2 separate regions of the Homo sapiens genome follow, and region 2 is linked to region 1. A link is a loop called in an ENCODE intact Hi-C map of the cell type or tissue named here. Cell type or tissue: PC-3. All regions are shown on one strand.

What was found. Peaks named below come from ENCODE experiments on the same cell type or tissue, not always from the same donor. Only the 100,000 strongest peaks of a DNase experiment are listed, where the experiment ranks them.
Region 2: it touches region 1 in a loop (3-fold over the local background); 5 of 110 quality-filtered maps call a loop at or near these places.

Annotation. Positions count from the first base shown.
Region 1 is chr3:106,606,694-106,614,693 of GRCh38, reverse strand. The region is part of intron 2 of LOC101929485 (a long non-coding RNA gene); the gene reads left to right. Among named protein-coding and RNA genes, the nearest start is that of LINC00882, 630 kb to the left of the region's middle. In PC-3, CTCF peaks have their summits at 4,600 and 4,802 (motif pointing right); DNase peaks (open chromatin) are centred at 3,933 and 4,793.
Region 2 is chr3:106,342,561-106,350,560 of GRCh38, reverse strand. No RefSeq gene overlaps it. Among named protein-coding and RNA genes, the nearest start is that of CBLB, 480 kb to the right of the region's middle. In PC-3, a CTCF peak has its summit at 4,513; DNase peaks (open chromatin) are centred at 4,650 and 4,990; H3K27ac peaks cover 1,542 bases.

The DNA of each region.
Region 1 (8,000 bases):
AGAGAAGATAACAGAAGGAGAAATGTGAGAAGCATGAAGATATGAAATAAAGTGTACTGGACTGTAAGTAATACAATATGGCTGGGTATAAGGTATGGAGTTGTTGAGTAAAGATAAAAGGCTTTTCTATATTCTATTTGAATAGGAATGAGGGCCAGGCCCAGTGGCTCATGCCTGTAATCCCAGCATTTTGGGAGGCTGAGGCGGGAAGATCATTTGAGGTCAGGAGTTCAAGACCAGCCTGACCAACATGGTGAAACCCTGTCTTTACTAAAAATACAAAAAATTAGCCAGGCGTGGTGGGGCATGCTTGTAGTCCCAGCTACTTGGGAGGCTGAGGCAGGAGAATCACTTGAATCCAGGAGGCGGAGGTTGCAGTGAGCCAAGATCACACCACCGCATTCCAGCCTGGGTGACAGAACGAGACTGTCTCAAAAAAACAAAACAAAACAAAAAAAAAAAGGAAATGAGATCATAAACTAAGTCAACTAATGAATGGAAACTAGAAACTGAAATGAGATTTCAATGAACAACTCTTGGTGATAGGGTTTGGCCATGTGTCTCCACCCAAGTCTTATGTTGAATTGTAATCCCCAATGTTGGGAGAGGGACCTGTGGGGAGGTGATTGGATCATGGGAGCAGATTTCCGCCTTGCTTTTTTTGTGATAGTGAGTGAGATCTAGCAGTTTAAAAGTGTGTAGCACTTCCGTCTTCACTCTCCTGCTGGCCATGTGAAGATGTACTTGCTTCCCTTTCTGCCTTCCACCATGGTTGTAAGTTTCCTGAGGCCTCCCCAGCCATGCTTCCTGTACAGTTTGCAGATCTCTGAGCCAAATTAACCTCTTTTCTTTATAAATTACCCAGTCTCAGGTAGTTCTTTATAGCAATGTGAGAGTGGACTAATATACTTGGTCACCAAGTAAATATGAAAAGTGAGAAAAATGGTAGTTTTTTGGGTTATTTACTAAATATTTCCCATTTTCCTTCCAGGCAGATAGTTTTTTCCTTTTGGGTTATTTACTAAATATTTCCCATTTTCCTTCCAGACAGTTTTTGCACTGTCTCATCCTCCTGAAGTGAGGTGTGACACTTTGACTTTCTTCGGTTAATAAATATGAGTGGAAGTGACATATGCTTCTAGGTGTCCTTTTGTTAAGCAATTTGATATGGTCTCTTTCCTGTGGCTCTGGTAATCATGTGAATGTGTATTGAGATAGATAGTTGATTCCCAAACAACTATGATGAGCAGAGATCTCTGAAAAACCCACGTTGACCACATTGTATGACGAAGAAATCAAGTTTTGGTGTGTTAAGCCATTGATATCTGGCAATTGTTATTTGTCAAGGAACAAGTTACTCTGACCAATAAACATGCTGTCCAAAATTTCAAAATACAAAATTAATTTACCAATACCTGTTTGGCCTGGGTAAACTCACAAATTTTTATTTAAACCCCAATCTCATGCTTAGATTTAGAATTTGAACATATCATGACATCAACATATCAATTCTTGCAGGTTAGCTGTTTTTTAGGGTTTTATTAGATTATCTTCTTAGAAGATGAAAGCCATTTTTTCAGTTATAAAGCAAGATATATCAGTGACAGTCACTGGCAAGAGAATATTTGAATAACATGGTAATAATTAGTATATCAGACAGATCTTTAAGGGCCAATGGGATCATATCTGAAAATCACATCTTATTGGAGTCTGCAACACCAAACAAAGGAGATACATTTCTAGGAAAGGACAGGAAAATGCTCTATTCTGATTGGAAAATGATAGTCATTGAGGTATACACAGTCAGCAGAGAGTTGCATCTATGGAATGAAATTATATTTGTGTCTGGAGGGCAGGGGACAGTGAAAATAATGATAGCTTTTGAGGAGCATGTTTTGTAGTTAACTTGTTCCTACATGAATTGTCCCTTATTCATCTTGTTCCCTTCTTGTCCAGAGTTTTGTGGACCTCGTGGCGAATCTTTGAGAGCAGGGACTTTGTCTAGGGTTGGCAGACTGTAAACTCAGGCTTTTCAGAAAGTGGCTTCCCTAAGAGCAGTCTCCTCCCTGAACTCCAGGAAATCCCATAAGCTGGGGAAAGCTTCTGCAGGGTACCAATGGCCACATTTATCAGGACCAATTTTTGTTTATTAGTGTTACTATCACATTGAGTCTTCCTTGTTTGATTGCAGGCACACCCCCATTCTACACCCCCATTCTTTTAGAATATTATTGTTGAATTTTTTTAAATTAATTTGGAAAGAATAAGAGAAATTAATGGGAAAGAAAAGACAGTTTAGTTACTAGTTGAATTTAACCTCTGAGTAACCCTCTTGAGATTCAGCCATAGAGTAAGAAATAAATTTTTATTGTTTATACACATATAAATGTATATTTAAAAAATATATGTTTTATTAAGCAATGTTTATCTTTACTGAATATTATAACTCTAGTATCATACATACACACAGAGTCATAGGGATCTTCATTTCAGTTGTCTTATTGTTTTGGAGGAAAGAAGGGAAAGAAATGACAACCTACCTCTTGAGCAACCACTAAGTGCTCTTAAGTTAACTAAATCTGCTTGGCACTACTAATGTTCTGGAGCCACATGCTTACTTCTTCTAAAATAACCTTTTGCAGGGTAGTAGAACCTTCTGTCATTTGCTTATCTTAGGATGTGGAAACTCTGGCAAGATGACAGTTTTATTGTTGCTGTTATTGTTACTATCAACAGTAAAATAAAAAAAAAATTCTGTGCCCACAATAAGACTTAGTGCTACACAGTTAATGTAAAATGTTAAAAAGAAATTCCAGAGCCTTGAGATTTGTTAGACATGCCCAGTATGATATCTGGGTACCTTATTTCCCTATTATATCCCAGAAACCTTTTTAGCCTAAGACTTATATCCTAAGACTTGTTTATCAAACTTTGGGTCAAGAAACAATAACAACACATAACAATTTTTAGTGGGTCATGCTCACAGGTTTTTTAGGAAATATATAAGAACAGTATAGGATGCATTACACACTATAAGGTAATTACACAAGGACATTTTTGCTTAATTTTATATATACACACACAATCACAATGTAAAATGTGTTATTGTAGTAAAAATAATTAAGTAAAAAATAGTTTACATTTTAATGGTACTTCTTATATGCAACACATTGTTCTAAGTGGCTGTGTTAAGTCATTTAATTCTCACAACTTTTCAATGATTTTTCTCATTTTAGTCCCTGAAACACAGCAAAGTTGAGTGATGTACCTGACTTTACAGAACTATTCAAAGCTAAGCAGTTCGCTGCTTATGCTGCTGTCATAACCTATAAGCTATCTATACTATTCTCTAAGGACACTGAAAATACTGGCATAGAGGACCACAGACATAGAGCAGGAAGAAAAATTTCTGTGGAAAAAATGAACATGTAGAATGAATCATTTGGACAAGGACAGGGTATTCCAATGAGGTAAAACATGTAAAGAGAAAAGGGTGATGGAAAATGAAACAAATAGCAGATAGAAACTCCAGTGCAGACAGAATGGTTTATATTAAAAATGTAAATGAGGACTATTTATTTAATTCAGCTGTTAAAACTCTGTCCATTCTAGACAGTCATGTTGCATCCTCAAGCATTTACAAAGCACCTTTGAACACAACGATTCTTGCTGCCATCTGACTTGGAATTTAGATCCTGGAATTTACACTTCTCATCCTCCTTGTTAACACTTTCATAATTGCCTAAACTTCAGGTTAGAAAATATTTTCAGAAAATCACTCTACATTTGTCAGTTCAATTTCCCCTTCAACCTTTATTTACACCATTTAAAACAACTTCTCTATGCTTCATATATTTGCTCACGATTATTATCTTCTCTCTGGCCAAACTAAACAAATTTAAATGTTTTCATATGAGTTTATGAGTCATCCTCCTCCTGACATTTATTCATTCTTATTGCTGTCCTTGGAACACAACACCTCAAGGACTATTGCTTCCTCTGCAGCAGTCCAGGTGTGATTGGCTGTCACAGAATCTGCAGAGCCCCTTGAGACGCAGTCCCTGGGTGGGTGCTGGAGAGGGTGGGTGCCTATGTATGACTGGTAGGAAGCAGCAACATACCATGCTTCAGGTCTCTAGGAACCTCTAGGAAGAGGTATCACCTTTAAAAAGAGTCCATCTCCATCCTTTAGCTATATCCCTTGAGATCAAGAATTACCACCTTCTATATTCAGAGTGATTTTCAACAGATGGTTTTGCCTGTGGAATCCCTTGAAAATGTCTTATTTATTTTCCCTCCAGGACAAGAAGGATAACTTGTCTCCTCTTCTGTAGATTTTTAGAGATTGAATTAATTATCCTATTGGTAAAAACAGGTCACATTCACATCTACTTAGAGGCAAATTTAAAACACACACACATATATACACACACACATGCCCAGATATAAAGAGTAGATCTATATCAACTTTGTGGCATTACACTTTAAATATAGAAATGAACTTGCTGAAATTGTTTCTATTTTTTAAAAAATAATATTTCTATTCTCACTCCCTTCAAGAATATAATTGCATTTCATTGTACTTTTAGAGATAACTATGGAATAAATATCGCCTGAACTGAAAAATGCAGCATTTCTGTTTCCAAAGAATTTATGAGAAAAGCTGAAACTCTTTGGATACCAAGACATAATGAAAACAAACCACATTTCTTCTAACAAAAGACTCCAGCAGCTGCATGAGCAAGGCTACTGCAGCTGACTGTGATTTCCAAGAGGCTGTTTATTCCAGACACTAGGGGGCACTGGTGATTTGCTCAACTCCTCTCAGTTCTTGGGCTTTAAAAAATTCAGTGTGTTACCAGCAACTTGTCAACTTTCAATGGGCAGGAATGGAGTGGAAAATAACTATTCAAAAGTTCATATTTTCAGAGAGAGGTTAAAAATATTCTCTGCAGAACCCACCAGAAGAAAGAGGAGAAGTGACTCGTCTTTGTCCTGTCCTGGTTATCAGTCCTCATCCAGAAGTTGTAGTGGGTTCAAATTTCATAACTTGTTAAAACTAATGCCAGAAATGAAGTTTGTAAAACAGCAGATAGCTCATTCAAACCCTACATTTGAACACACTCTTTTCCTTTTCATGCTTATTTTTGCCGAAACCGGTGACAACATCGGTTTCTAACTATTGAAAAGACATTCTGATTCACAAGCACTGATTTAAATAGAGTATGTTCATTTGGACGTAATGAGGGGAGACAAACAGGATTAAACAAAACAAGGACAATGAGAATATAAGCTACCTTCATAAATCGAATTTAAAATAGTCGAGCAAAAACCCTGCTTATCTGTATAATCCATGTTCCAGTTGCTTTGAGGCAGGATGGAAGAATAACAAGCAAAGGTAAAAGCAACCAAAAAAAAAAATTTAAAGAGATACCAATATTTGATATGAAGCATTCAAGTAAAAGAAGCTATCCATTAAAAGCATTGACAACGAATCAGTTATGTGTGACCAAGATACTCAGAGCAATAATAACCAGAGGCTCTTGTACAATATGCTTGGTCCATAATTATTGTTTCCATTATTGGTGAGTTTTTTGTTTGTTTGTTTTTATTTTTGTTTTTGAGATGGAGTCTCACTCTTATCCAGGCTGGAGTGCAGTAGCATGATCTGGGCTCACTGCAATCTCTGCCTCCCGGGTTCAGTCGATTCTCTTGCCTCAGCCTCCCAAGTGGCTGGAATTACAGGCACACACCACCACACCCGGCAAATTTTTTTTTTTTTTTTTTTGTATTTTTAGTAGACTGTGTTTTGCCTTGTTGGCCAGGCTGATCTCGAACTCCTGACCTCAAGTGATCCACCTGCCTTGGACTCCCCAAGTGTTGAGGTTACAGGTGTGAGCCACCATGCCCAGCCTATTGGTGGTTTTAAAAAATCTATTCCATATTTCCTCAAAGCATATAGCTAAAGAATTTAGGGAGGGAAGCGTATGTCCCTTTCAGAATCTCCTCTTACTCAACTATGACAGTCATTACTATCTGCATGGAGACACGCTTGAGAAGGAGGCCATTGCATGTTCTCAAGATAACTAGGAAAGAATAGCCTAATAGTGGCCAAAGTCAGTTTCTTCCTGCTTCATGTGACTCTCTGAAAAACTAGGCCCATCGCAGCCCTAAAAGTCTGACTCCCACCTCTTTCTCTCATGTGTCACAGGTAAAAGTAAGTCATGTACAACACGACAGTCTTGTTGCATACAATACATTGTGTGCCTTGGAGGTACGTGATGCTAAAGTTTGTTACATAGGGTCACATTAGGAAGAGTATTTGTCCCGTATAATAACCAACTCAGTTCCAAGTCTAGGTTTAATCTCCTCCTGACTCAGGTGTCACCTTCTTGCTTTCAAATAAATTAGTTTCTTCTAATCCCAGTGAGCTTCTGTTGACCTGAAGACTTATTTCTTTTGCTAACTGGTTTCAGCTTCCCATCCAGATGACTAGATTGTTTGCTGACTTCAAGAGTCCTTTGGTGTCAGCTTGAGGAGATAATAGTTGTTTACCAAAAATGATCTTTAGAGTAGTTTAACTACCCAGAGGCTCTCACAGTTTGGAAGGAGGGTGGAGCAATTTACACTACATGATTTTATTAGCAGGAAAATTTGCCTTTCTTTTTCACTGCAAACAAGTTATTCTCTGAAGGGTAGCTTGATATAGAGTACAACATTATTAAAATGCATAGGAAATTAAATCTGAAATATATAATGGTTTTGTTTGTAGAACACTTCTTTTAAGTAGGTTTAGGTTTTAAAATGTACATGCACATACATGTCATTGAAACCTTGGAAAGAATGTTATTTAGGGTGCAAAGATCAAAGTAGATATGGAGGTAGTAAGATGATTATGTTTTCAATTTATAAGGTTTTACATTTCTTTTACAGAAAGTGTTTATTCTTGTATAAAATGAAAATCCTCATAACTGTTTTGCAAGTCTCTGCATATTCGTTACATTTTTATGCCAAAGACATATCTCTCTCTCTCTCTCTCTCTCTCTATATATATATATATACACACACACACACATATATAAATGTTTATGACAAGAGCCTATTTGTAATTTATTTTCTTTATAACAAATAAATTTTGAGCTATTTGTGTTTGTAAAATATCTTGAGCTTAATATGTCATAATAAAAAGCAGAATAGGACATATATATATGTCCTCTTCTTCCTATTAGAAGCTGACTTCTTCCTTAAAATTCTCTCTCCTAAAACAATAACTTTATTTTAACCGTATATGTTTTGTATCTGTGTATAGCTAGTATAGCTATTACATATATATATATATATATGCACACACATATGTTTTAAAGTTTACATTGTATAGTTTAAAGAACTTTCCTCTCCCTTTAAAGACTTCTTCACCGTTTTGCTTAAATGCAAAATTCTTTACAAAGAGGATTTTTTTTTTGGGGGGGGAATAACTAGGAATGGGGGTCAATTTGACTTTAAATTATTCTGTTTATTATGAGAGATGTTTAAGGCACATTAAGGACATGACTCCACCTTTGGTGAAGGTTGCTCCAGTGGAAAAAAAATTGACAGAAAGGTCCACATCCCTGAACAACTATTTGAAAGACTGCTATCCAGAAGAGCAACCCAACCCCATCTTGGACTGTAATGAGAGGTGGAAGTAAATGTTTGCCTTAAGTCACTGTAAGTTACTGCAATTTTAGGGTTGTTACAACACTAATTACTTTGAATATTTCATAGACTCTGTACAGAATTTATTAACACAGTTTTAAACAAAAACAATCCCAAGATGTAATCTATAGAAAAAGGGTTCCACGTCCAAGTAAGTCGAAAAAAAAACTAGGTACCGCCTATTTTTCTTAAAGAGTCAGAACGCACACTGCTAAATTTAGAGCTCTGAAAATTTCCATAGTAAAAAACCATGTTTAACTCAATACTTGTCAAATGTATATAATCACCCAAACAGATCATATGAC
Region 2 (8,000 bases), 260 kb after region 1:
GGGAATTGGTTAAATAAATAAAGGTGACATTTTTATTGGAAGTCTATGTTGTCTTTAAAAATAGCTGACAGAGAACTACATGTACTCACGGGGGTGATCTCAAAAATGTATTGTTTAGCATCTTCTTTGAAAAGCCAAGTTTAAGACAAGAAATTGTGTGTGTACATGTGTATTCATGCACAAACATAGATATATTTATTTATATACATACATATAGATGCATGGATATATGTATAAATACAATACTTATATCTATAAACTATCCTCTGAACTTTGGGGAAACTGGATAACTAATGGATTCAGGCCTGGACCTAACTGGATGGCTTAAGTCATCTCAAGTCATATCTCCAGCCAATGTTTCCAAGCTTGGATGCTGTTTACATTGTTCAACACCTTCCTGGTTATTTAGCTAACGGAAAAGAGAAGGATGGCTGAGGAACGAATGGCAGGAATGTAAAGATTAGTCCACAATTTCAGTTTGGAATGACTAATACCACAACTTCACTGCGCTCAACAACCCTTGTGTTGACACATGAGTTTGGATCCATTGTGTTTAGTAAAACAGCATGTGCCCAAACTGTAAGTGCTTACTTAGTGAGGAAGGCAAAAGAGTGGCCAATGGTTCTTAAAAATAAAAAATAAGTCGAGAGGAAGGATTTTAGAAAGTACAGGTAAATCTATAAATGCCCAGAATATGAAGCTTAGTAGTATTTAGTCCACACAGGAAGAAACTCAAGTCTTTTCTTGATTTACAAACAACAAAATGAATTCAGAATCTGGTGACAGATATAAAAAGCCTCAACTTAAAAGAAATTTAACAAGTTAAAGTAGTAATCACTGTGGGACAGGAAACATAGTATTTATCTTTGTTGCTTATCTGATGAAAATGCCACAGTCACTTTTGGCTATGACTTGGCTAATAGATCTGAATATTTAAGTGGCTTGTGAGCTTTCTCAAAGTCAAAATCGACATTTCTCTTTTTTTCTAGTTTAACATCTTGTCCTTAAGTCCTTAAGCTGAGCTTCTACTCCATAGCCATGTTCGAAGGTGCTCTGGGCAAGGAGCTGGCCCTTCCAGACCTTTTAATAGAAGGCCTTGACTGGAAGAAGACTGGCAGCAATTCAGCATTTCCACCTTTTATTTTCTGAGGGAGTGTAGATAAGGGAGCTATCAGCCTGGGCAGTAGGCTGCAGCAGCAGATCTGATTGAAGCAGAGATTTCAGTAAATTAAGAATTTGTTATCACTTAGAACAGGCTGTCCTCCTTTCAAGGAATGTGGGCAATGGCACAAGTTGATTGAAAGGCCTTCTTGTTCCAATAATACTGAATATTTATATTTCTGAGCTGAAAAGACAACCTAAAGATAAGACATGAAGAGTCTTGCATTAGATCCAGCTACATGCCAAGTGGGCAGAGTAAATGATCATCTATCTCTGTAGTAGTATAGGCTCTATACTACAGTGATGTCAAGAGCTTGAGAACGCCCCAGGCCCCCCACAGGCCAGCAAATACCTAAAAATGCGCTTTTAGGGATCTTTTTCCAGTAAATAAAAGCTGTGAAGTATAGATTCCCTTCCCCACAATTGGAATAGTCTTTAAATTATTCACAGACAATTTCTTATTAGAGTATATTTCAGATTTTTCCTGAGAATAGACTTTTAAAAGTTTAGGGCTCTTTTAAAAATATTTGTGATTGTTCTTGTTACCCATCAAAGCCCTTATCATACATCACTGTAAAGTGCATGTTTACCTATTTGTTTATCATATTAGACTATCAGCTCTGCAAAGGCATGGACCTTGTTTGTCTTCGAAACAGGTTTATCTCAGGGCCTAGCACATTGCCTGGCACTTAATAAAATCTCAGTATTTCTTGTGTAGAACTGAATTTCATTAGACTGAATTGTGTAAGAGGTTGTTTCTTGGAGATAATTTTTTTCTTCCTTTAGTGAAGGAAAAAAACAGAGCATCATTAGGAAAGACAAGCTTCATCTACTGAAAATCATTAAAAGCTTGACTGACTTTGACCTTACTTAATGATCCATCTAGTTTTCAAATAAGGTAATAGATTCAGTGACTTTTCCAAAGCCACACCAATACTAACTGGCAGAACAAGAATGAGGAGCCAAATCTTCAGACCGATAGTCAGACATTTATTCCACACAGTTGATCCTTCTATTTTAAGGTATTGCAGTTGGAAGAATGTGGAAGCACTGCGGAAGCACTTGTCAGGGAGGGTATTCAGTATCAGACACTGGCACACACCCAGTGTGATCAACATAGGCTTGTTCATCATCTACTTTTATGAAAGTTTTACCAACAAATGCTTTCTAAACTGTAGCAGTCCTTCGTCACTTGAACAATGGTTCTATTGGCTGAAAAGAAGGTTGCTGGGTTTTCCTATCTGAGAACTGGTGTCTGAAACAGTAAGAAACCTTTCTTGGGGAGTATTCTTAGAGGATTATGACATCTCTGAAACTGTTTAGGTGGCAGGTCTCTTATTTCCTGACTTTCTTCTCTAGCTTTCTGTCTCCTTGGTGTTGTTGAAATCGACCTGGCATGGTGGGTAGACATCTGTTAATAATCTCATTAACATGGGTCAATTTTGCTTAATTTACTACCTTTAACTTAACAGAAATGTACTTATTAGTGGCATACCCTCTTCTCTATAAAGAAGAATGTTGAATTCATAAATAAATAAATTGGCAGGACAGCTTCTGCAAAGTTTTAAATTCTAGTAAGCAAGCAATGTGCTATCAACCATAGCAAATTGTCATTACTGAATGACGGATAAGAACGGCTCAAAAATATAAACTAGGTTTTAAAAATCCTGTTTGTTAAAAGCAAACATCTCTGCAAATCAAAAGGTAAAACTGTACATATGCCTTGCTAAAGTTGTTTCTCACAGGAGTGCAGGTTAACAATTCTGATTCTGCTACACACATATACTGGAAGTAAACATTTAAGTAAATGGATAGCAGATGGTAGAAGCTGCATTTCTTACTGTAGAAGTGACAGTTTACAGATGGGCAGCAGCAGGAGGCTAAAATAATCCACTAGGAGTGAATTAGAGTTGGAGATATCAGTATGAACTCATGTTTAGCTTAATATAGATACATATGGCTACATATAGAAAAGTTTGTAGATATGTGTATATACATGGTTTAGGATACTCACATACATTTCCTTGTTCTGTAAGCTGAGAGTGCCTAAATAAAACAACTCCCCAGTAGGAGCAAGTACACCTAGCACCTGGTTCTTAATTTCTATAATAATACCATTATCCAATAAAAACAAAAAACAAAAACACAAGACCCCTTAGAGAAATGTCTGAAATGACTGATTCTAGGACTGGGAGATGAAATATACAGATAATCCTGGAAGATTCTGTGGTACAAGAAGGAGGTGTTTAAACAGCAACAACAACACACACACACACACACAAAACAACTACAATAAACCCCATAAAACAACCTATATTGATGGGAGTGTGGCAAAGGGGCACAAACATCAATTGAAGGAGTTTACAATGGCCAAAACTGGAACTATTTGAGCAACAAAATGCATGAAATAGCATTGAATTCTAAACTCAAATATAAAATAAGTGATCTATATTAATTCATTATCTATATTGATATAAATATATGATTGAATGGTGAAGAGAAAAATCTCCCATTCAGAAGAATTCAAAATAAATTATGTAGATGCTGCACTCTAAAAGAGGGACATTATAACTTCCCACTATACAGAATGGCTTTGTTACAAAGATTGCCATGAGGAAGGAGGAAAATGAGGAACTTTATGGTGAAGAAACACTAGAAACACTACCTTAGCCAGGTTATCAAAGTCAAGATCATGTTGATAGCATAAACCCTTGATATGTGATGAAAATGGCACTTTATCTCTGTGATCTTTGTTCTAAAAACATATAACCCATCCATCAGACAAATTTCCATAAAGGAACATCCTGCAAAATTCCTGACCCGTACTCCTGAAAACCATCAACAATAGCAAAATCAAGGAAAGTAAAGAACTCTTCAGCCAATAGGAACCTAAAGAAATATGGAGATTAAATGTAGTGCTTAATTCAGGCCATCCAGAATAAGATCCTGGAAGAGCAAAAGGACGTTAGGTAACAACTAAGAAAATCGAATGAAGTATAGATTTAGTTAATAATCATGTACTCATATTGGTTCATTAATTGTAACTAATGTACCATACCAATGCAAGATGTTAATAATATAGAAAACTGGGTGTGTAATAAGTGGAAGTATATGGGAACACTATTGTCTCAATGTTTCTGTAAATTTAAAACTATTCTTTAAAAAGTTTATTTTAAAAAGCAAATATAGCCTTTGTTTCCATTTAATGTGAGCATGTTTTTTGCTGGCATTTATTCTTTGTTTCTCAAGTCTTCTCATTTTGTTTATTAATTAAGATTTAACCTATTGTTGTTGCCTTCAAGTATTTAAAAGTCTATCACGTGAAAGGGGAAGTAAACATTTTCTGCTTTAGAGGGCAGCACCAGGACCATATAAAAACCAACAACAAGGGAGATACCAGCTCCCTAATATGGAAGCCTTTTCTAACTCCAACAATGGAAAAGGTTGACTCATAGAGTAGTTGAACTTTCTGTGCATTCGGGCAGAGACTGACTGACACCATCCATCAAGTATGCTTTAATGGAGATTTTTTTTCACTGGGTGGCCAGTTGGAGTGGAAAACCTCAAGGATTCTTCCAACTCTTTTCTAAATATCTGTGGACAAGTTGCCCAATTCTCTGTGTAGTTAAAGTTCAGACAATTTATTCCAGTGTGAATCCGTACTCACAGCCAAGACTTTCAGCAGAGAATGTCTGTCTATTGACCACAATTCTAAGTTTAGCTGATTGCCCAAAACCTACCAGCTGCACTAGTCATCCAGTAAAAGGAAAAGTAAATTAACCTACTAAGCTATGCCTTTTTGAGCCATGCCATTTGATAGGTGGTATGTTCCCTCCTTGAAGTCTTAAGGAGTCATATGATCCGATTCAGGGCTTTAGCAATGTTATGTTTATCTTACGACACACTTCTAGAGCCTTGCAAATCTAATGCCACAATCCCACAGCTTGGCTCAACCACTCCATAGTTAGGATGGCAGTGATTACTGGTGAAGTGAGAGACTGCAAATCAGAGTGATTGAGGTTAGACGGTGGGTGCATGTGTGGAAAGAAAGTTTTATATTTCAATCTCATTTTATGAGCCTGGCTTTCCCTGTTAAAGATAGAAGCTGGGAAAATCTACTGGTGCAAGGGTAAAGCAATACCTTTTTGGTGTCACAGTTTCCTTTACAAAGGGAACTCATACATATGGGCCTCTTCCCAGACAAAATAATAAAATCTCTTGGTTTTTCCCACACCACCCTCCCTGTCATAAAAGGGAACATGAAAATGTTTTCTTGATCAACCGGTGTTTATCGAATGTTTTTGGTTCACAACACACCTAGAATATTATTGTCTTTCTGCATACACACTGGAGTGAACAGAAAAGGTGCTGGAAAACAAGAACTTTGCTGATTTTTAGCTAACCTGACTGCAACCTATTACAGATGAAAGACTAATATCTCAGCCTGTGTGGCAGGAAGATCATTTCTTTAATAAACCAAAATTATTATTTTTATTATAAAAATATTTATATTCAGCTCATGAGCTTGAACCTTATAAAATGGCCATTTATAGTCAGTTAACGGTAACTTCTTATGGTTCATCATAATAGAAAATATGAATTTCTAGAAAAGTATGAAGAAAAAAGTAAAAAAAAAGTCTCATCTCTATAGCTAAGGGATCAGATATTTTACATTTTGCTGTATGGTACGTCAATACTTTGAGTTTCCCCTACTCTTACATACATACATGTACTTTACATTATTTAAATCATGTCACAATGCATAATTTTTGTGACCTGTTTCTTTCCATTAATATTTAATAAGTACCATTTCCCATGTCATTCATTATTCTATAGTATGATTCTCAGTGACTCTGTCATATCCAGTCACATGGATAAGCAAATTAATTTAATTTAAGCAACTTTCTATGATCAAATATATGCCAATATTTAAACTTATGCTGCTATAAGCATACTTATAAGGGAAACTTTTACATACATCTCCGATTATGCTTAAGGTATTTCTGGATCAAAGTACGTGCACATGTTCAGACTTTTTTTTTTTTTTTTTTTTTTTTTTTTTTGAGGCTAGATCTCACTCTGTTACCTGGGCTGGAATGCAGTGGTGCGATTAAAGCTTACTGCAGCCTCAACTGGACAGGCTCAAGTGATCCTCTTGCCTCAGCCTCCTGAGTAGCTGGGACCACAGGCACATACCACCATGCCTGGGTAATTTTTTTTTTTTTTATTCTTAGAGACAAGGTCTTGCTATATTGTCCAGGCTGGTATTTAGATCATTCAGATTATTCACACATTGCCAAATCACCTTCCAGAAGGCTGAATCCACCAAGAGATGTAATCATGCATCCTTCTCACCAGCATTCTGTATTATCATTGTTTTAAATCTCTACTAATCATTTGTTTCTTATCTGGATTTCTCAGGGGAGTTTCATGGTCACTAAAGTCCTGTTATGTTTGGCATTTATGGTGACCTTTCCACTGGAATTTTAGGGATTAAAACACCTCAGCAGCCTGCTTAGTGCTATGCCCTTCCTTTCAGAAATTCCAGTCCATTGCAGACATAGATTGTGGTAGCTGCAAGTAGACAGTGACCTGCGTCTTTATTCTAAAAGGAGTTCTGTGTTTGAAATTATACTTCTTCAGCCCCTAATTAAACTTCACATCTAATAATGAAGTCGGGCAGAGGACCTACCAAGTGAGTGATAGTCCACTCATTATTAGAGGCAAATTCACTACCTCTTGTCAGCTGCTACCATGTTAGATAGAACCTTACTAAGTTAGAACAGATGCTTGGAAGTCCATGGCGTCTAGTGGAAAGGGGAGTAGTTAAAATTAGACAAGGATATAGCTTGTTGAATGTTGAGGAAATAAGCAGTTCTTAAAGAAGAAGAAGAAAAACCTACCTACCTAAAACATCTGAGGTTTTTTCCACTCCAGTGGCCAGTACTTGGCTAATGTGTAAAGAACATTAAAACAGTCTTCAATTCAACAAGAGGATACATTTTAAAAAAATTATTAAACCTATCCAATTATTTTTAAAAAGGCTGATTTGTGAAATAATGATTCTTCCAGAGTGCTCAGGCAAACTGATCACCCCCCTTTGAAACAATCACATGATACATACTTATGTTATTCACACTAATTATAGAAATTTAGAATTATTTTTACCAATTTGCCTCTACTACTAGCCCATGAGTTTTATTGCTAACTAATATTCATTAATATTATATAGGGAATGGATCATATGATTTCAGGGCTTCTCAGTTAGCCTCTTAATGCCTCAAATACTCTTACACGATTAGAAATGGATTTTTTATTTAAAATTGTAATACCTCTGGATAGCAACAGATTAAGTCTCATTAATAATTCAAAGTGAATGAATTATAAAATTTTCTTCTGGGAGAGGAGGATGACATGAAGTGGAGAAACTGAGTGCCTTTGGGCAAAGTATGACGAAAGAAAAAAGTGGAGGCATAGAGTCCTGAAGACAAAATTTGCTGACTACATATGTTGTTGTTCTTTTAATTTTTATTATTGTTGTTTTATTAAGGGTCACTTTTAGACGCAATTGATGTTCTGTATGATTTAAAGCTGCTCTTTATTTTTAAAAATCCTAGCTTAGGGCCATGATATTGTGGGGGAAATTAAGTTTTCTTAATTTTCCTACAGTCAATATGATATAAAGGTCATTCATTAAGCTCTGCCCAACTCTTTCACTTGTAAAAAGATCAAATAAAACTGTTTTATTAAAATAGCGGCAGTAAAAGCAAGGAGGAAGAAGGGATGGAACACAGGGTGTGGTTGGGATCCAAATGTTCCTGGCATTGCTGGAGTGAACT